Regions from separate parts of the Homo sapiens genome. Here all the other regions are linked to region 1. The links are chromatin loops, found by intact Hi-C in ENCODE. Cell type or tissue: GM12878. All regions are shown on one strand.

The links. A loop is a pair of places that touch in the nucleus more often than their neighbours do. Peaks named below come from ENCODE experiments on the same cell type or tissue, not always from the same donor. Only the 100,000 strongest peaks of a DNase experiment are listed, where the experiment ranks them.
Region 2: it touches region 1 in a loop (2.4-fold over the local background); 2 of 110 quality-filtered maps call a loop at or near these places.
Region 3: a loop joins it to region 1, with 5 times the contacts of the local background. A loop is called at or near these places in 17 of 110 quality-filtered maps.
Region 4: a loop joins it to region 1, with 4 times the contacts of the local background. A loop is called at or near these places in 5 of 110 quality-filtered maps.

Annotation. Positions count from the first base shown.
Region 1 is chr4:39,132,622-39,137,621 of GRCh38, reverse strand. It overlaps a transcript of KLHL5 not described here. Among named protein-coding and RNA genes, the nearest start is that of WDR19, 47 kb to the left of the region's middle. RefSeq lists a silencer at 2,011-2,060. In GM12878, a CTCF peak has its summit at 2,113 (motif pointing right); a DNase peak (open chromatin) is centred at 2,151; H3K27ac peaks cover 272 bases.
Region 2 is chr4:39,433,742-39,438,741 of GRCh38, reverse strand. It overlaps KLB (klotho beta), which reads right to left. Exons shown (of 5, transcript NM_175737.4): 2 at 4,022-4,532; 3 at 747-1,015. Among named protein-coding and RNA genes, the nearest start is that of RPL9, 23 kb to the left of the region's middle. In GM12878, a CTCF peak has its summit at 2,662 (motif pointing right); no DNase peak of the experiment used is centred here.
Region 3 is chr4:39,042,357-39,047,356 of GRCh38, reverse strand. It overlaps a transcript of KLHL5 not described here. Among named protein-coding and RNA genes, the nearest start is that of TMEM156, 12 kb to the right of the region's middle. RefSeq lists a silencer at 2,021-2,750. In GM12878, no CTCF peak of the experiment used is centred here; DNase peaks (open chromatin) are centred at 1,294, 2,776, 3,376 and 3,715; H3K4me3 peaks cover 3,709 bases; H3K27ac peaks cover 3,377 bases.
Region 4 is chr4:38,990,611-38,995,610 of GRCh38, reverse strand. It overlaps TMEM156 (transmembrane protein 156), which reads left to right. Exons shown (of 7, transcript NM_024943.3): 3 at 1,613-1,873. Among named protein-coding and RNA genes, the nearest start is that of TMEM156, 39 kb to the left of the region's middle. In GM12878, no CTCF peak of the experiment used is centred here; no DNase peak of the experiment used is centred here.

The DNA of each region.
Region 1 (5,000 bases):
TTGAGACAGGGTCTCATTCCATCACCCAGGCTGGGGTGCAGCAACGTGATCAGGGTTCACTGCAGCCTCGACCTCCTGGGCTCAATCTTCCCACCTCAGCCTCCCAAGTAGCTGGGACTACAGGTGTGCACCACCATGCTCAGATAATTTTTTATTTATTTTTTGTAGAGACAGGGACTCACTATATTGCCCAGGATGGTCTCAAACTCCTGGGCTCAAGTGATCCTCCCCACTTTGGCCTCCCAAAGTGAAGATCATTCTTTTTTTTTTTGTAAAAATTGGTATTTAGAAGCCAAGACCTGGACATGAGGTGTGTTTATTGCTATTCTCAGGCTGGCTCAGTTCAGAGTTAAGGAATATCTGTTGGTCTGTATCTGTCTACCTAAGGAATATCTGTTGGTCTATATCTGTCTACTTATCTTTCTATACACACACACGCACATATTTGCATATGTATTTATTAATCTATTATCTCTATCTTGAAAACCGTGAGTTTACAACAATATGCCGAATTCCAATTCAACACCACGGGGGTCATCCTTGTTTTTTCCTCTGCTGTATTTGTAACTTCCTTCTCCAACAGTGAAAACCTTGTCTTTCATTTTCCTTAAGATAATTACTAGTTTGATCAATCTTCTATGGAAACAATCTCCAATTTCTGCTACCACACCCACTCCGGCCCAGATGCCCATGTTTTCCTGCTTGGCTCTCACTCTCCTTTCCAGGCAGTTCTCCGTCGTGGATGGCCTCCTTGCAACGCTTGGGCTCTGAAAGCCCACACCATGCACAGGGGTGCTGTCCTCTCCCTCCCTGGGCCCTGGCTAACTAGCCACTGCAGGCTGTCCCCTGGACAGGCACCTTCCCCATCGTGCCCAGGCTCTAATCCCCCAGGTGCTGGGCTGTTCTCAGGTGTGGATATCTCCCTCATCCTACTCAGGCTCTGACAGTCCGGGCCAGGCTGCCGTGCTGTGTGGACGCTGTCCTTACTCTGATGGGGGTCTGAGACCCTGTGCCAGGTCACCCACCCTGTAGCCCACCCTCTTCACCCTGCTTGGACTCCAATACCCCACATTGGGTCACCATGAGTCCTCTCGACACCACTGTGGATGCCATCCTTCCTATACACTACCTAATGGCTTTAGGCCTGAATTATTAAGGAAGGGGCTGGGTATGGTGGCTCACGCCTATAATCGCAGCACTTTGGGAGGCTGAGGCAGGCAGATCACCTGAGGTCAGGAGTTGGAGACCAGCCTGGCCAACATGGTGAAACCGCGTCTCTACTAAAAATACAAAAATTAGCCAGACTTGGTGGTGGGCACCTGTAATCCCAGCTACTCGGGAGGCTGAGACAGGAGAATCTCTTGAACCCGGCAGGTGGAGGTTGCAGTGAGCAGAGATCATGTCACTGACTCCAGCCTGGGTGACAGAGAAAGACTCAGTTAAAAAAAAAATTATTATTATTAAGGAAGGGAAATGATTTTTAAAAATAAACTTTAAATTATTTAAGTACTATCTATGTTTTGAGTAGATTTTTTTTCATGTCTTTGAGCTACCTTAGCTCTGAGAACATAGTGGCGATCTCACACACACACACACACACACACACACACACACACGTGTTAGAATGAATTGAATCACTGTCCCTTTTTGGACCATATCATAATTCGGCCGTGTCTGGTACTGCTGATAAACATATACGCCAGTTTGTTTGTTTTTTGAGATGGAGTTTTGCTCTTGTTGCCCAGGCTGGAGTGCAATGGTGTGATTTCGGCTTACTGCAACCTCTGCCCCCCAGGTTCAAGTGATTCTCCTGCCTCAGCCTCCCAAGTAGCTGGGATTACAGGAGCGCACCAACACGTCCGGCTAATTTTTGTATTTTTAGTAGAGACAGGGTTTCACCACCTTGGCCAGGCTGGTCTCGAACTCCTGACTTCAGGTGATCCACCCGCCATGGCCTCCCAAAGTGCTAGGATTACAGGCATGAGCCACCGCGCCCGGCCCACACCAGTTTTTAATTAGTGCTTCTCATCTACAAATCCAGTCTTCATTACCTGCTCAGTCAACGTGGACATGAGCCTTTTTCTCCTTCGCCAGTCTGCACAGTGCTAATTTTGTCGGTAGAGGGTGCTGGAGACATTGCAGAAGGAAGGGGAGAGGCACTCTGCTGCGGGTTCTGAGCGTCCCCGCCCACTACTGATTAGCTGGGCCATTTCTCAGGGTTGTGTTTGCAGCGAGAAATCTCCAGGACAAAGAGCAGGATAGCCTACCACTTACTATAAAAGCAGTGGATTTCCCAAGCTCCGTGGATTTCCACCTGGGATCCTCTGTCTTGTTCCTGTGGGAATTGAAGGGCACAGGGAAGTGACCCCAACACGATATTCCTACTGCTTTCTGTGCCTTCAGTAATAAAATCCTTTTCCTTCAACCCATGGATGTCTTCTGCCAGCATCCATGAAACCATAACAGGTCAGCTTATTAGCTCCAGTAGGGCAAAAGCAAATCTCAGATCCTGATAACCAGCCAATCCTTTCTGAGTCCAATCCTCTGTTATGGGACATGATTATTTATTTAAAATCTTCCCTGTTCAGATTACCCTGTGATTTCTGTCTCCCAACTGGACTCTGTCTGATACATCACAGCAGCAGACGCATCCTCCTTAGGTGGCTATTCATAGTCCTTAGAATTGTAAAGCATTTGGCTCCCTTCAATGACATGAAACTTCTAATAATGGGTTTATGACTTCCTGCTAATGGCTCATGCTCTCATTTCCATTCATGACTGCTCCACTCAGCATCCCTGCTCTCTGCTTTATTGACAGCAACAGCCCTCTGCACCCAAGTCATTAACTATGCCATCCTTTCTAAAATGCCCTTCTTTTGTCCTTTCACAGAACATATTTAAAAAGAAAATAGAAAGGCACTTATGAAACCTCTCTGTGTGTGTATCCATTCAGGCACACCATAGGCAGAATTATATAGCCTGTTTCTACTCACTAAAAGTAAAAACTTAAAATGTAGCACAGATGTGGTGAGGATGTATCTTGGCATCAAGTATGTATCATCCTGTGTAATGTAGACAGCTTAAACTCACCTCCATGTAGCAATCTTGCAAAGATTTTTTAAAAGGCTCTAAGGTCATACAGATCTGGTTGGTTTTGAAATTTGGCTCTGACATTTACTAGCTAGTTTGCGTATCATTAACTGGGAATAGTCATATCTACTTCATACAGCTGTTGTAAAAATTAAATGAGTTAACATACATATGAAATGCTTACTTAGTACAGTGTCTGTCACATATCAAGTTGACTCAACCTCCCTATGTTAAAATAATCAAATGAACAAGTCTAAAGCAATTTAATAAAATATGAATTTTTAACTCAATTTCACTTAGGTGCCTCCACAGCTAAGATAGTCCCTAATTGTTTTCAGACCCAGAGAAAACTTTCTCAGAGGCTCTTAGAGACTTTCTCAGGGTGGCCCTGACATGTGGAGCTCAGGCCCTCATTCCTCGGTCTTTCACCCCATGCTCTCTTCTTTCAATTACTTTCTTATCATTGGAAGCTTTACCTTGGCTTACCATTTTCTTTGCTAGTATTTGCTACCATTTTCTTTGTAGTTTTTTCCCTCATTCTCATCCTCTCGGAGGCCTCATATTCTAGGTGACGGAAGAATGATCCCCCATGCACAGGTTGGAAATGTTTTCTGTAAATGTCAAGAAAAAGATATAGTCGCTGTCACAGCTATTCAACTTTGTTGTCATAACACAAAAGCTGCTACAGACATCAACAAATGAGCATGTCTGTGTTCCAATAAAACTTTATTTATAAAAACAAATAGCAGACAGAGTTGACCTGTGGGCTGTAGTTTGCTGACTATAGAGCTATAGTTTCTAGGTCTTTTGACCTAGAATGCTGAGGTATAATATTATATTGGGCATTTTTCTCTATCTTTGTCCTTCAGAAAGGTGCTCATTTAAATATGTATTTGTTTGGGAACTTTGCCTTACTACAGATAAAAAATTTTTTTTTAATTAAAAACTTTTTTTTTTTTTTTTAGGAAATGGGGTCTTGCTATGTTGTCCAGGCTGGTTTTGAACTCCTGGCCTCAAGCAATCCTCCTGCCTCAGCCTCCCAAAGCACTTGGGTTACAGGTGTGAGTCATACAGATGAAACCCTTAATTTTAAGTATATTCCTTATGCCAATAATACTTATCACATTTTTATCATGAACTTTAATTGAATAGTTCTACCTGGCTCCCTGGGAGTCTATACTCACAGGTTATTATATGAATGTACATAATTCAGTGCAAAAAAATCTTTAGCTCAAATCTTAAAGCACAATGTAATTAGTTGAAAAAATGACAATGTGCTAAATACCATTAACTATGCAGTATCAGCAAACAACCAAGAATCATAAATTAGCATAATTTTTAACACTTTGATTTAATCTAAAACATCTGCTGGATAAGCCAAAGAAAAATTGACCTGAATAATTTTTATTACTAACAAGAGAGAATAATTTTAAAATTATGACTATTAAAATATATAATATTAAGTTATTATTTTATTATGGTCAGACGACTTGTCACCAGTGTGCAGATGTGGATGGACTGTGGTTTTGATTCCTGCGACTAGACTATCATTTAACATTTTTAGGTATTACAATACTTTCTGAAATGCTCATTATTTAACAGATTATAGTAATGGCAGTCAATATAGTGAGCAATATGAAAGACTAGATAGAATTAGAGAAGAAAGTCTTTCACCATATTTTGAGTAATTATAGAATTGCTTAGTGTAATGAAATGAACACGTTTTAGCATTGTTGAAGGGAATATGAATGAGAAATGTACTAAAATTGTGTAGCTAGGGCGTTTCCCTTGTGCTATTTTCTGTGGGCATTTATTTTTCTGCTTAAATACCTTTCAGAAAGATAGTCTTCCTTGACTGGTAGAAAATGACAATGAAAATATCAAGGCCTAGAGTTTTCTTTTCCTTTCTT
Region 2 (5,000 bases), 300 kb before region 1:
GGTTCTAAAAGATAAGCACCTGCCATGTGCCCAGCACTGCCCTAGTGAGGTATATAGCAGGCATCAAAGCCTCAGACATTTTTGCTCTTATGCAGCTTGCATTCTAGTAGGGGAAGACAGGTGATAAGTATGGAAAATGTGGAAAGCACATAGTATGTCAGGTGGTGGCGAGTACGCTATAGAAAAGCAGGAAAAGAGGAAGAGAAGTGATAGGAGGATGGTTTCTGGAGTGGAGGGAAGCCTTATGGAGAAGGTGACTTTTGAGGACAGCTTAAGGGGGTGAGGAATGAGATGTGTGAGGAGGCTCCACTGGGATATAGAGACCTCAGAAGGCAAATTACCCAACTCTGTGAAACAGCAAGAATCAGTTAAACAAGGTGCTGCTAATAATTTGCTTTTGGCAAAACAAAAATCTGAAAACAAATTTCCTATCATTTTGACATTACTATTATAACAAAAACCTGACACAGAAATGACAGTAAGTTCCCTCTAGACTGTATGCTCCTTGAGGGCAGCCTCTTCACCTCTCCATCTCCATCACCAATTATGAGTTCTGGCCCATGAAAGGCTCTCAGCATTTATTTCCTTCTTTTTCTCCCTTCTCTTTCCCTAGCTCTCCTTCATAACCTCCATACAATTGTGGTATTTGATATTGTCTGACAGCTATCTCTTAGCTGTCATTGAGTAAATGAAATAGTGTGTACTGTTTTTCCCAGTTTATGGTTAATTTGGAAGTAACCACTTACCTTAAGAACAGATTCAGTGACACCCCAGGAGAAGTCACAGGGAAACTGGCCCTGCACATCTGGCGTGGACTCTTTTAAAGAAAAACCATTTTCTCGTATGATCTGTTTGTAGTAGTGTGCTGAAGACTTAGGTTTCCGCTCTTTCTGTTTACTGTTAAAATCCACATAAAATAATCCTCGGCGGATGGTGTAAGCATCCTGCCATTCAAAGCCATCCAGGAGAGACCAGGCAGTATAACCAAACACTCGTATTTCATCTAACCTTATTGCTGCACAGAGAAAAGAAAGCAGAGATGTTCAGAGGCCTAAACATTCTAGTTCATGTTTACAATTTCACTAACATGCCAGAGGACAGCATATTGTAAAACGAACCTTTGCCCTAATTTTCAGGTCTGCTGTATCAAATAGAAAATTCATGTTTATACTTCAAAAGTGGCAATTACTATCATCCAGATTGGTATCTCCTGATCCCCCCACTCCCACTTGGAACAAGTGTATGTCACAGTTAAAGGATCACACCTTAAATACTCCTGAGACTTGGTGTGCAAATCTGTGTCAGAGGGCATGGTAATTTCCAGAACTCTTTGGGACAAATGCATATGTGTGCTCATGACCAAGAGTTTCTTATTTCAAGTTTGAGTTGGTTCTTATTCGTGGATAAGCTATTAATTCTAGGAAACTATCCTTCAAGGAGTTAAAAAAAAAGCTGCTTTTAGAATTAACATAAATGAATGTAGACATAAGGAGGTAAAAGAAGAAAAGTGATGTAAGAGAATGGGAACTGGCTGGGCTAAAGAGCAGGGGGCTGAGGAGCTTACCCTGCTATGCTCCAGGGAGCATGCTATTGGGCAAATTTCTTGGCCTCGGTTTCCTCATTTTTAAACAAAAAAGATTGGAAAATAGGATCTCTAAGGACCTTTCTAGCTTTAAAACTCTGATTCAGTAACTTGTAGGAATTGTGTAAAAATGAAATATGAAAATCAACAGGCGGGGCGCAGTGGCTCATGCCTGTAATCCCAGCACTTTGGGAGGCTGAGGTGGGTGGATCACCTGAGGTCAGGAGTTCGAGACCAGCCTGGGCAACATAGTGAAGCCTTGTCTCTACTAAAAATACAAAAATTAGCTGGGGATGGTGGCGGGCATCTGTAATCCCAGCTACTCGGGAGGCTGAGGCAGGAGAATCGCTTGAACACAGGAGGTGGAGATTGCAGTGAGCCAAGATTGTACCATTGCACTCCAGCCTGGGTAACAAGAGCAAAACTCCATCTCAGGGAAAAAAAAACAAAAAAGAGAAAAGAAAATCAACAGCAGTCCAAACAACAAATACCCAAATTAGCCCTGAATCCTTTTTTCTTTCTTAAAAGATTTCACTTCTCTCATAGAAATGCCTCCTCATCTCTGCATTTTGGGGATTTTTGTCACTGACATTCTTTTCCTAAAATGAGGAAAGTCCAAGCCAAGAGTTTCCAAGAAGATAAATATGTTTAACAGGCTCTGGTTCTAGCCTATAGCTGTTGTAGGGTCCTAAGGAGAGGTGGAATGGTAACACCTGGGGAATGGACACCCTTTCTGCCCAAGAGCATGGCATTTGACCCAGACCCTGTAGGCAGAACCCTCAGCCTTGGCCCCTATGTGCATGGCCCGTAGCTGGGCGTGGCTCGGTTCCATGCTGTTCCTTCCTGCAACTTGGGGCGGCAGGGTCTTGCTCTCCCTCAGGACCCTCCCTGAAGGCTCTCTCCAGCAGCACCTGGGATTTTCTTCCTGGCTTGTGACTTCTAAAGAGAGCAACAGAATTTTAGAAAGATCCATGGAGAATTCCTTAATATGAGAGTGAAATAGAGCCCAACTCCAGGGAACAGAACCATCGTAACCTCAGCTTGTCTTCTGCTCCGTTGTTTCTATCAGCCACCTGTAGATGTCACTACTTGAGTAATAGAGAAGGAGTGAGGGGCTAAGTGGGGGCCAAAAGTCTCTGGGAGCAATAGAAACAACTCATTTTGTCTTCAGACCTTTTCATCATGCCGTCATGTAATAGAGTATAAAGATCACAATTTCCAGAAAAACTTTCAACATCTTGGAATAAAGTACTACTGTTAGGAAACTTTAAGCATACCTCTTTTAGCACTGTGTCCTTTATAAGGAATGAAACAGCATCTTCTTGCCAATTAAGGGTGTAGCCCTAGTCTGAAAGGATTCTGTTCTCAAACTTTTATTTTAAAAAGGACATGGGAATAACATAAAAAAGTGCTGTCAACATTGGACAATACAATGGCTGGGTGTGGTGGCTCATGCCTGTAATCCTGGCACTTTGGGAGGCTGAGGCAGGTGGATCACCTGAGGTCAGGAGTTCGAGACCAACCTGGTCAACATGTTGAACCCCCGTCTCTACTAAAAATACAAAACTTAGCTGGGCGTGGTGGCAGACACCTGTAATCCCAGCTACTCGGGAGGCTGAAGCAGAAGAATTGCTTGAACCTGGGAGGTGGAGGTTGCAGTGAGCTGAGATTGCACCACTGCATTCCAGCCTGGGAAACAAGAGTGAAACTCCGTTTCAAAAAGTAAAGAAAAAAAAATTTCAGGCTGGGTGCGGTGGCTCATGCCTGTAATCCCAGGGCTTTGGGAGGCCGAGGCGAGTGGATCACTTGAGGTCAGGAGCTCGAGACCAGCCTGGCCAACATGATGTAACTCCATCTCTACCAAAATATAAAAAATTAGCTGGGTGTGGTGGCATGCACCTGTAATCCCAGCTACTCAGGAGGCTGAAGCAGGAGAATTGCTTGAACCCAGGAGGCAGAGGTTGCAGTGAGCCAAGATTGCACTGTTGCACTCCAGCCTGGGCCACAGAGTGGCTCCATTTAAAAAAAAAATATTGGACAATACAAAAGGCCAGGCCGGGCATGGTGGCTCATGCCTGTAATCCCAGCACTTTGGGAGGCTGAGGCGGGCGGATCACTTAAGGTCAGGAGTTTGAGATCAGCCTGGCCAACATGGTGAGACCCTGTCTCTACTAAAAATACAAAAATTAGCTGGGCGTGGTGGTGGACACCTGTAATCCCAGCTACTTGGGAGGCTGAGGCAGGAGAATCACTTGAACCCAGGAGGCGGAGGTTGCAGTGAGCCAAGATGGTGCCACTGCACTTCAGCCTGGGAGACAGCGAGAAACTCCGTTTCAAAAAAAAAAAAGCCCAACAATAATAGTTACATATTCAAAGGTGACTTTAAATATCCTGTAAGTTTTTAGAATTTTTAAAAAATTAAGCAAGTGTACAACCAACCTTGAAGCACCTGGCTGAGGAAATTCTTCATCATGTAGATGGCCGTGGTGTCTTCTGTTTTCACACGACTGTCTGTGAACCAGCCATTCTCAGCAATCAAGATTCGAGGGTTGTTGTATTCCAGTTTAATCCAGTTCAGCGCTTCTCTTAAATTAAGTGAAACATTTTGTCCCATTTTAGCCATGGTGTTTAGGGGCTTGAAGTTGTTGGGTCCAAAAGAAAAGGCAAAGAAATCAGCTGTGCCTCTCATCTCATGCTTCTCTGCTTCAGAGAAAATGGGTAGAACGGAGAACAACTTCTTTCTCATCCCCTCTGGATAGTCGCCATCCCCATGGATAGGGTTGGCAAACCATCCAAGCACAGAAACCATGGATTGTTGACATTTGAATATATCCATCGTGTTTTCCGACCGGTTTGGCTCGATCCAATGAGATCCCAACGTGATCGATAACCAACCCTTCTGATGTGGGCGGAAATGTGTGTTGTAGTTATGCCAAACTTTCGAGTGAGCCTAAAAGAAGAAAATATTATTGATCTTTGTTGTCCTCACTTACAAGGGCTGTAACATGGCTGGTAAATGGCCTTTTCATGGATAAAATTAATGCAGCGTACAGTGATTCAGGGGAAAGCTGCCAGGGAGCCCTGATGACCTCAAAGTCTGTTCTCTATGCCCCTAGTGCTTCCAACCTAAAACTTCTGCTACAGGAGAGCTGGAGGCTGGCAGAAAGCCTAGTCTAGGCTCTTATTTCCCCTCTGCCTGGCTCCCTTCCTGGGCCCTCTTGGGGTAGTGTGTAGGGTTTCCTCCTCTACATAAGAAGATACATAGCAGTGATTTTTTATTTTTTATTTTTATTTTATTTTGAGACAGAGTCTTTCTCTGTCGCCTAGGCTGGAGTGTAGTGGTGCGATCTCAGCTCACTGCAACCTCCGCCTCCCAGGTTCAAGCAATTCTCCTGTCTCAGCTTCCCGAGTAGCTGGG
Region 3 (5,000 bases), 90 kb after region 1:
AACCTCCACCTCTCAGGTTCAAGCGATTCTCCTCCTTCAGCCTCCTTAGTAGCTGGGACTACAGGTACGTGGCACCACTCCCGGCTAATTTTTGTATTTTTAGTAGAGACGGGGTTTAACTGTGTTGGCCAGGGTGGTCTTGAACTCCTGACCTCAAGTGATCCACCTACCTTGGCCTCCCAAAGTGCTGGAATTACAGGCGTGAGCCACCGTGCCCAGCTAATTCATCTATTTTTCTAGGTTCAGTGGTCCTCAATTTGTGTTACATAGTCATATAGATTTGGAAAATATTACAAAATACATCCCGCTTTAAAACAGCAACTTGAACATTAGTATAGTAAATCTCCAAGAAATTCTGTAGTAAAACCAATTTTCTAATCTAGTTATCTCAAACTTACTTGAGCTCAGAATCTTGTTGCAAGAAAGGAAATATTTTCTCATTCCTTAGAACACAGTTTGGGAAATACTGTTCTAGATCATTCTAAATGTTATAAATGGATCAAGTGACTCCACTCCTTCAGAAAACTTATTAACAGTTTTATCACTCTCCTATATTGAAAAACACTGTCGTGCAAAATTCACTATTTTCCTTAGGGGCGTTTTAAAGATATTGTCAACTGCATCCCATATCTCCTTTTTTCATTAGGGCCCAGGAGGAAAATACGCCTCTCAGGCCTCATTACTGGAAAACGCCTTGGTTAGGGCAGAACTGGTTTGTTTCTAATCTTGGAATTAGAAACAAAATGAAACTTTGTTATTTTATTTTATCTTTTCAAGCAGGGGTCTCACTATGTTGCCCAGGCTGGTCTTGAACCCCTGAGCTCAAGCGATCCGCTCGCCACGGCCTCCCAAAGGGCTGGAATCACAAGCGTTAGTCACCGCGCCCAGACAAAACAGGCTGAAACTTATGTTGTTCCTTTTTCTCTTTTTACCTAGCTCCCAGGAAGCCCAAGGCCCAAACTGTGACTCATCTCTAGTACAGGATCTTTTAAATAGGAACTTGGTATTATCTTTTTTCTTGACTTTGTGTTCTTCTTTTCCTGCTCTACCTCAATTTTCCCATTTAGTTTGTTTTATCCTATGGTACTACATGGTCGCTAGATTGCTTCAAATATATAGTTTCTGGAACTATATATTGTACATATTGCATCTTCTTACAATTTCATGTTGATTCTGCCCTCCCTGCCCAATTACCCAACAACGTCAGTGTATTCATCTTTGTGTAAAAGTATTCACATAAGTCATAACAAGCCAATAGGACATACACATTCACAATGCAGTCAAATCTGTAAATGCTGAAAACCAGAAAAAAAAAAAAAAGTCATGATTGGTTTTTTGCCGCCAGAGGTCTAATAACCAAAAAGAGTTATTAAACTGTTTCCTAACAGGAAGGAGAATCAACATTTATTTAGCACCAGCAGATGCCAGGCACATAACAGCAGCTCATTTTTCAAAGCAAGCAGGAGGGGCATCCGCACATCTAACCTCTGGAAGAAGACACCAGAAACAGAATATTGGGAGGGTGCAGGGGTGGGTGGGGTGAGCCTGTCTGCCCCTTTTGTACCTTTTGAATTCTGTGAACTTGTCGACTACTGAAGAATATTTTTGAAAATGAAATGAAGCGATAAAAAACGACAGTAACGCTTTACTCTCTGACATAGCAAACTTTTACCGCCAGCTTCTGATCCCAGAGCATGCACTGAAATAAATGCCTAAATGCAAAAGTTTCACCAGGCACGCCGGGTCTCGGGAAAATGAAGTCCCCGTCTTATTCTCCACACTCCGGGGGCGAGGGTATTATTTAAAAGAAAAGCTTAAAAACTTAGGTCAAAATTGCCTGCAAGTAATAAGGAGAGGAAAAAAAAAATCCGAAATGGTTTCCAGTTTGTTTTATTGGCAGGGACAGTCCGGGAAAGCAGCAACGGGTGCACCGCAGTCCGCTCCTCACTGCCGGCCACCAGCACCGCGTCCACAACTTTCCACAACTCCAGGGCGGCCCGGGCGCCGGCTCCGGCGCTCGGGGGTGCGCAGCGGGGAGGCCGGGCCGGGGTTCGAGCCCCGGGCGCGGTGTGCGGAGGCCCCCGCCCGGCCCAGCCCCTCCGGACCCGAGGGCCTCGCAGCCGCCTCCGGGAGGGGCAGCGTCTTCGCGCCCCGCGCGCTCCGGGAGGCCGCAGCGGGGCGTGAGAGTCGCGTGGGGGCGGGAAGCGGGCCCTGCCCGAGGCGGCCCCCTCCCCGATGCCGAGAAGGAAGTCGCACTTACCGCGTCGGGCTCCGGAGGCGGCCGTGGGTCACGGCGGGCCGGGGCGGCCAGGCGGGAGGAGCGGGGGAGGCGGGGGCCGGGGCCGGCGAGCTGAGTGGGATGCTCGGCCCCTCGCGCGCCCCTAGACCCTGTCCGGGCAGCCTCATCCCCGGCGCCGGCCGGCCCGGAGCGAGCCACTCCCGCTCCGTCAGGCGGCGCCAGGCCGGGGGGTCAGAGTCCCCGGGTGGCCCCGGAGGGGGCGGGCGAGTAGGTGGGGGTAGGGGACCGGTTAGCCCGTCAGTCCCGGCGCGGCGCAGTCGGCTGCCCGCCCCGCCCCCTCCCGCCAGGCCCCGCCCCCTCGCCGGGTCGCGCGCCCGGAGAGGCCGCGGCCGCCACTGCCCCGCCGGGGGTTTCTTTGCTCTCCTGCGCGGCGTGGGGACGGCCCGAGCCGGGGAAGGGGGTGGGGGAACGGGAGCGTCTGTGGCAAGAGGAGCTAGTGGGGGAAGGGGACGTCAGGCTGGGCGGGGCTCTGGCGAGGAGGGGGCGTGGCGTAGAGGACCTGACAAAGATTCTGGTTGTTCCCCGCCCCTTGAAACTGGGGTTAGGGGAATTCCTGGGGGTGGAAGTTAGGAAGAGGTCCCTCTGCAGGGCTGGAAGGCCGTGAGAGAGGCGGCCTCTGTTGTCTCAGAGCTTAAAGGGAACTCACTAAGACTCGCCTCCCTTCTCCAGCCTCAGTAACCATTCCCCTTGCAATAATCTGATAATTAGTGTGCTCTAGGTGGTGGGTTTGTGGCATCGAAATTATGATCCTCAGCACTGTGACCATAATCATTGTTTTCCAGTGGTGGAATAATAAGAATCAGAAAAAGTAGGTTCTTTATTCATTCCTCTACCCAACATTGAACTCCTATATGCTAGGTCGTGAGAATAACAACTAATTTATTTGGCGCCTTATGAAAACACTAAAGTACTTTACATATTAATTCATCATCAGGTTTGAGCAAAACAGCTATGGTCCCTGCCCCCCGTAGCTCATGATGCATTAGGAAGGGAGGGATTTCCTTACTTTGTCTCTGAGTGATGTGTAAACCAAATGCCCACGTGCTTTCTTTTGGTTCTTAAAATAATGCCTATGTTCATTATTCGTAGATTAGTGTTTGCTACTCTGAGTTAGCTGTATGCTCTCCGTCCGTGATGGTTGAATGTGGTCATTCCCCCCCAGATGACATTTGTTCAGGAGCTCTTCAGTTTGTCTCCGTAATAAAAACCCAATGCAAGCAAAGCAAGTGGTCCAGAAGACTGATAATCAAATAACATAACCAAATTGTGGTAGCCTGGGGTGGCTGGGAGATCTATTTAGGGATGTTTTGTGCACTTCCACTTGGGGAAGTGGTTAGGAAAAAACAATATGATGTAAAAGAATGAAGTACTCACATGGACAGCTAGTTCAAAGGGAAGCGGATGGGACAATTTAAGATTGTTACAGTCAGGAAGAAGATACATCACAAACTCTCCCAAGGAGGGTTCCAACCACAAAGTACAGGATACATTTTTTATCGGAGCTATGTGGAAGAGACACCCTCCACCTCCTGTGCCATGACACCTACGCCCATAGATAAAAATGACCTCAGTAACTTTGTTTTTAAACACAAAAGACAATTGTGTAAACAAACCCACTGCTTGAATTTTTGGAATTTGGTACTACGTTTCAGCCCTTATTGGATTTTTCAGTGTTTACCTTTGTGTACATTAACCGCAATGACATTCTTCTCATAGTTGTTTTTTTTTTCTTCCCTGCTCATAGTTACTTGTTCAGTCTTGGATTTTTAGTTCAGCATTTTTCTTTCAGGTTTATAATGAGAAAGACTAGAAAAGCATTGCAATCTAATCAGATAACAATTGCAGTAAAAATTCCTGATTTAAGAAATAGGCATTCCCGGCCAGGCGTGGTGACTAATGCCTGTAATCCCAGCACTTTGGGAGGCCAAGGCAGGTGGATCACGAGGTCAGGAGATCCGAGACCATTCTGGCCAACATGGTGAAACCCCGTCTCTACTAAAAATATAAAAATTAGCTGGTTATGGTGGCACGTGCCTGTAATCCCAGCTACTCGGGAGGCTGAGGCAGGGGAATCACTTGAACCAGGGAGGTGGAGACTGCGGTGAGCCAAGATTGTGCCATTGCACTCCAGCCTGGTGACAGAGTGAGACTCCATCTAAATAATAATAATAATAATAATAAAGAAAGAAAGAAATAGGCATTCCCATACATGATCTTTTATTTTTCCTGGTGAAATATATTGTTTGTTCTATCCTGAAACTTATTTTATTTACTGATCTGTATTTTCAGCTCATTTGCTCCATCAGCCCAGTAAAAACAATTAAATAAAACATCCCCTGTGATCTGGCTGCCTCCATGGGCTCTCATGCTACTCCCAGACACTGGATTCCTTCCTCTTCTGCCAACAGGCCAAGTGCTTGCCCATGCAGCCTTCACATGTTCCTCTGTCTAGCAGGCTCTTAGCTGTTCTCACAGCTAACTCCCTCCTCCATCATGTCACTTTTCCTGACTATCCATGTAAACCTGTAACCCGCCCCCCAACTCCTCACTTCTCAGCACTGAGCACCACCTGACATATACATCTGTTTATTTATCTCTATGCTCCCACTGGAATGTAAACTTCATGAGAGCAGAGCTTTGTTTTGTTACTTTTAAATCTCCAGTGCCTATTATTCACCACATCTGTCATATAGTAGATAAT
Region 4 (5,000 bases), 140 kb after region 1:
CCGGAGTAGCTGGGATTATAGGCGTGCGCCACCACGCCCAGTTAATTTTTTGTATTTTAGTAGAGACGGGGTTTCATCATGTTGCTCAGGATGATCTCAGTCTCTTGACCTCGTGATCCACCCGCCTTGGCCTCCCAAAGTGCTGGGATTACAGGCGTGAGCCACTGAGCCCAGCCAGGAAAAGGAATTAAAAGCAAATCACGAATGCTACCAGATTCAAGGGGAAAGGAATTAGATTCCTTAATGAGCAAATGGTGAAGTTTTTAGGGTAACATGTGTGTTATGGATTGAATTGGGTCCTCTCAAATTCACATGTTGAAGTCCTAACCCTCGATACCTCAGAATATGACATTATTTGGAAATACGGTCATTGTAGATGTAGTTAAGATGAGGTCATTAGGATGGGCCCTAATCCAATATGACTGATATTCTTACAAAAAAGGAGAAGTTTGGACACAGAGACATGGACACAGGGAGACTGACATGTGAAGATGAAGGCAGAGAGCAGGATGATGCATCTCCAAGTCAATGAATGCCAAAGGTTATCAGCAAACCACCATTAGCTAGGAGAGGGGCTCAGCCCTCAGAACAAATCAACCGTGCCAACACCTTGATCTCACACTTCTAGCTTTAGAACTGTGAGACAAACTTCTGTTCTTTTCTTTTTTTTTTTGAGACTGAGTCTCCTTCTGTTACCCAGGCTGGAGTGCAGTGGTGCAATCTTGACCCACTGCAACGTCTGCCTCCCAGGTTCAAACGAGTCTCCTGCCAAGTAGCTACACCTGCAGGCACACATCACCACGCCTGGCTAATTTTTGTATTTTTAGTAGAGATAGGATTTTGCCATGTTGGCCAGGCTGGTCTCGAACCCCTGACCTCAGGTGATCTGCCTGCCTCGGCCTCCTAAAGGGCTAGGATTACAGGCAGGATCGCCGTGCTTGGCCCAAACTTCTGTTCTTTAAACCCCCCAGTTTATGGTACTTTGTTACAGCAGCCCTAAAAAACTAGTACAGTGTGGAATGGGAAATATTGTTGTGACCATATTGGTCACACAATACAGTCTGTCCCACAAGTCACTGGGGAAATGTGTGTATTTTCTTTTAGATGCTCCAATCCTATTCCAACACTACCACAACCTGGTTTTCATGATCTTAAAAAATATAACCACCTTACTGATTATTTTTAGGTTGGCTGCAGTGGCTCACGCCTGTAATCCCAGCAATTCAGGAGTCTGAGGAGGGAGGATCCCTTGAGTCCAAAAGTTGGAGACCAGCCTGGACAACATAGCAAGACCCAATCTCTACAAAAAATTAAAAAAATTAGCTGAGCATAGTGGCATACACCTGTAGTCCCAGCTACTCAGGAGGCTAAGGTGGGAGGATTGCTTGAGCCCGGGAGGGTGAGGCTGCAGTGAGCCATGATTACGCCACTGCACTCCAGCCTGGGAGACGGAGTGAGACCCTGTCTCAAAAATATGTATATATTTTTAGTGTAGGAAACTTCTTGTTTCTACTTTCTTGTATAGAAAGGAAGAGATTTAGTTTTGAATTGTATGTGTTTTCTTGCTATGTATTAATATTTTGCAAATAACATTTTCTTAATCACTTTCTAGTTCTTATCAGGAGAGGATCAATGGAAGTGAAAGCAAATGATTTTCATTCACCTTGTCAGCACTTTAACTTCAGTGTAGCTCCTCTGGTTGACCACTTGGAGGAATATAACACTACCTGTCATCTAAAAAACCACACTGGAAGATCAACAATCATGGAGGATGAGCCAAGCAAGGAGAAATCGATAAACTACACTTGTAGAATCATGGAATACCCGAATGATTGTATACACATTTCTTTGCACCTAGAGATGGATATAAAAAGTAAGTTTTTAAGGAAACTAAAGGGAAAAGGAGTTATCCGATATAGATATGTAAAATTAAGTAAGGGCTATCACATTAACTGAAAGCCAAATAGCTGAAGAATTTTACTGATGAAATAATATAGCCTGAAAGAATGTTAGTCTATTTATCTGTTTATTTTTCTTTCAAAATATGCTTTTTATGGGGCCTACCTGTAACCTGAGAAAGAGGAGGCATTTATGGGTCACGATTTGAGGAGCACTGGAAAGACCTTCTGCCTCAGAATAATTTTTTTTTATTGTTGCAGTGGGGTGGTGGTGGTTGTTTGAGACAGGGTCTCACTCTGTTGCCCAGGCTGGAGTGCAGTGACACGATCACTGCTCACTGCAGCCTTGACTTCCCCGGGCTCAGGTGATCCTCCCACCTCAGCCTCCTGAGTAGCTGGGACTACAGGTGTGCACCACCACACCTGGTTAATTTTTTGTATTTTTAGTAGAGACGGGGTCTTGTCATGTTGCCCAGGCTGGTCTTGAACTCCTAGGCTTAAGCAATCCACCTGCCTTGGCCTCCCAAAGTGCTGGTATTACAGGTATGAGCCACCACAGAATAACTTTGAAACATGCCTATTTTCTGTGAGTGAAATAATACCACCATATTTGTGTACTAAAGGGAGGCATTTCTTTTAAAATATGAATATTGGCTGGGTGCGGTGGCTCACACCTGTAATCCCAGCACTTTGGGAGGCTGAGGTGGGAGGATCATGAGGTCAGGAGTTCGAGACCATCCTGGCTAACACAGTGAAACCCCGTCTCTACTAAAAATATAAAAAATTAGCTGGGTGTGGTGGCATTTGCCTGTAGTCCCAGGTACTTGTGAGGCTGAGGCAGGAGAATCGCTTGAATCCGGGAGGCGGAGGTTACAGTGAGCCGAGATCGCGCTGCTGCACTCCAGCCTGGGCAACAGAGTGAGACTCTGTCTTGAAAAGACAAAAAAAAATATATATATATATAATATATTATATATTATATATATATTATATATATATAATATATATATATTATATAATATATTATATAATATATTATATATATATGTAGCACATTGTGATATGCTATTAAATTTTTGTTTTGAGTTGATTTAACATGTTCTCTCTTGGAGCTGAGAACCAGGCCTGGATGAAATGGGAGTTTGCTGTAATGCTGTGAAGATAGGGTGAGGTACAGATTAGGCACCTAGAGGAAAAAATAGGAGATTAAAAGACAAATCTTACATACTTGCATAACTTAATTCTGTTTAAGGTTGGTTAACTTCCTAGTTACCCTATTCTGAAATACCACAATTATTCCTTTCTACTAAGCAGTATGCCCTACTTCACCCAAAAAATCTATTCCTGGAGAGCATCTTTTGATACATGCATTTAATGAGTGCCTGCTGTATGCTAGGCAGTGTGTCAGGTGTTGGGGTCATGAAGTTAGATGATATGAAACAATCTGAAAGAGGGCGACCCCTCACCTACACCAGCAAGTGCCTTCCAGTGCCACAGGTGCTATGGGAGAGTAATTTGCTGTCCTTTTTGATATTCCAGACATACGGAAGCCTTTCAGATTGCTTTTCTAAAGCTTTAATTATTGTAAAGGTAATGATTTTCAAAATATTACATTCACTTTAAAGCAAACAGAAATATATAATGTGCACGCATTTTTAAGATAAAATGTGAGACTTCAAAGAAATTTCTCCTGTGACTAAGTTTTCCCACGGCCCTATAACCTCTGCAATTAGGGGTCATTTCAAGGTGTGTGCATGAGTGGGGGCTATGGAAGAGGATCTGAGTAGATCTGAACAGAAGGATCAGTTCCCTCTGATTGAGGAGTGAATGAATTGGAAGATGGACTCTGGAAAGATTGCCTAGAGAAGGTGACTGTAGTGAAATCTGAAGGGTAAAGAAGTTTAGATTATAGACATCAAAAACATATTTTTTTCAATGTACATTTGTATATCCACCTAACTGTATTTTATATTTTTTCTAAAATAAAGAAAAAATAAGCACTTCCATAATAATAATTTTAAGATTTTTGTGTGTGTGTTCATGGAAAAAAATCCATAAATTCTAGAATCAAAGTGAAATAATAGTTAACAGCTTTTGGGTGTCCACAAAGATAGCAGTGGTGCACAAATATGTACTCTTGTATTCTGCGAAAAGTATATTCATTTTGCCATGGGTAGAAAGTTAAAGGTGGCTGGGCACGGTGGAGGCTCATGCCTGTAATCCTAGCACTTTGGGAGGCTGAGGTGGGTGTATTGCTTGAGCACAGGAGTTCGAGACTAGCTTGGACAACATGGTGAAACCCTGACTCTACAAAAAGGATGAAAATAAGCTAGGTGTGGTGCACACCTTTAGTCCCAGCTACTTCAGAGACTGAGGCAGGAGGACTGCTTGAGATAGGGAAGACAAGGCTGCAGTGAGCTGTGATTAGGCCACTGCACTCCAGCCTGGGTAACAGAGTGAAACACTGTCTCAAAAAAAAAAAAAAGAAAAGAAAAGAAAAGAAAAAGACAGTTAAAACTTTATTCATAGTTTACTCTGCTGTGCAAAAACTAATTTGATCTTGCTTAAAAGCCTTCTTAACTGGGCGAGGTGGGTCATGCCTGTAATCCTAGCACTTTGGGAGGCCAAGGTGGGTGGATCACTTGGGGTCAAGAGTTCGAGACCAGCCTGACTAACATGGTGAAACCCTGTCTCTACTAAAAATACAAAAAATTAGCCGGGCATGGTGTCATGCGCCTGTAAACCCAGCTACTCGGGAGGCTGAGGCAGGAGACTCGCTTGAACCCGGGAGGTGGAGGTTGCAGTGAGCCGAGATCGCACCACCGCACTCCAGCCTGGGTGACAGTGAGACTCCCTCTCAAAAAAAAAAAAAAAAAAAAAAACCAGAAAACAAACCAAAAAAACAAAGCAACAGCAACAACCAACTTTGTACTTTGGTGGGAGTAAAAGCCTTCTCCATCAGGGGGTCAAACTAAATGTGATCCAGTCTGGCAAATTTACTCTGAGATAATAATTTAAACTGTTCCTCGATGTTCCCCCCAGATTTCTGTCTGTTTCCCCTTGCTCCTCTCTAAGAAGGCTGCAGGGATGGGTGGGCAGCAC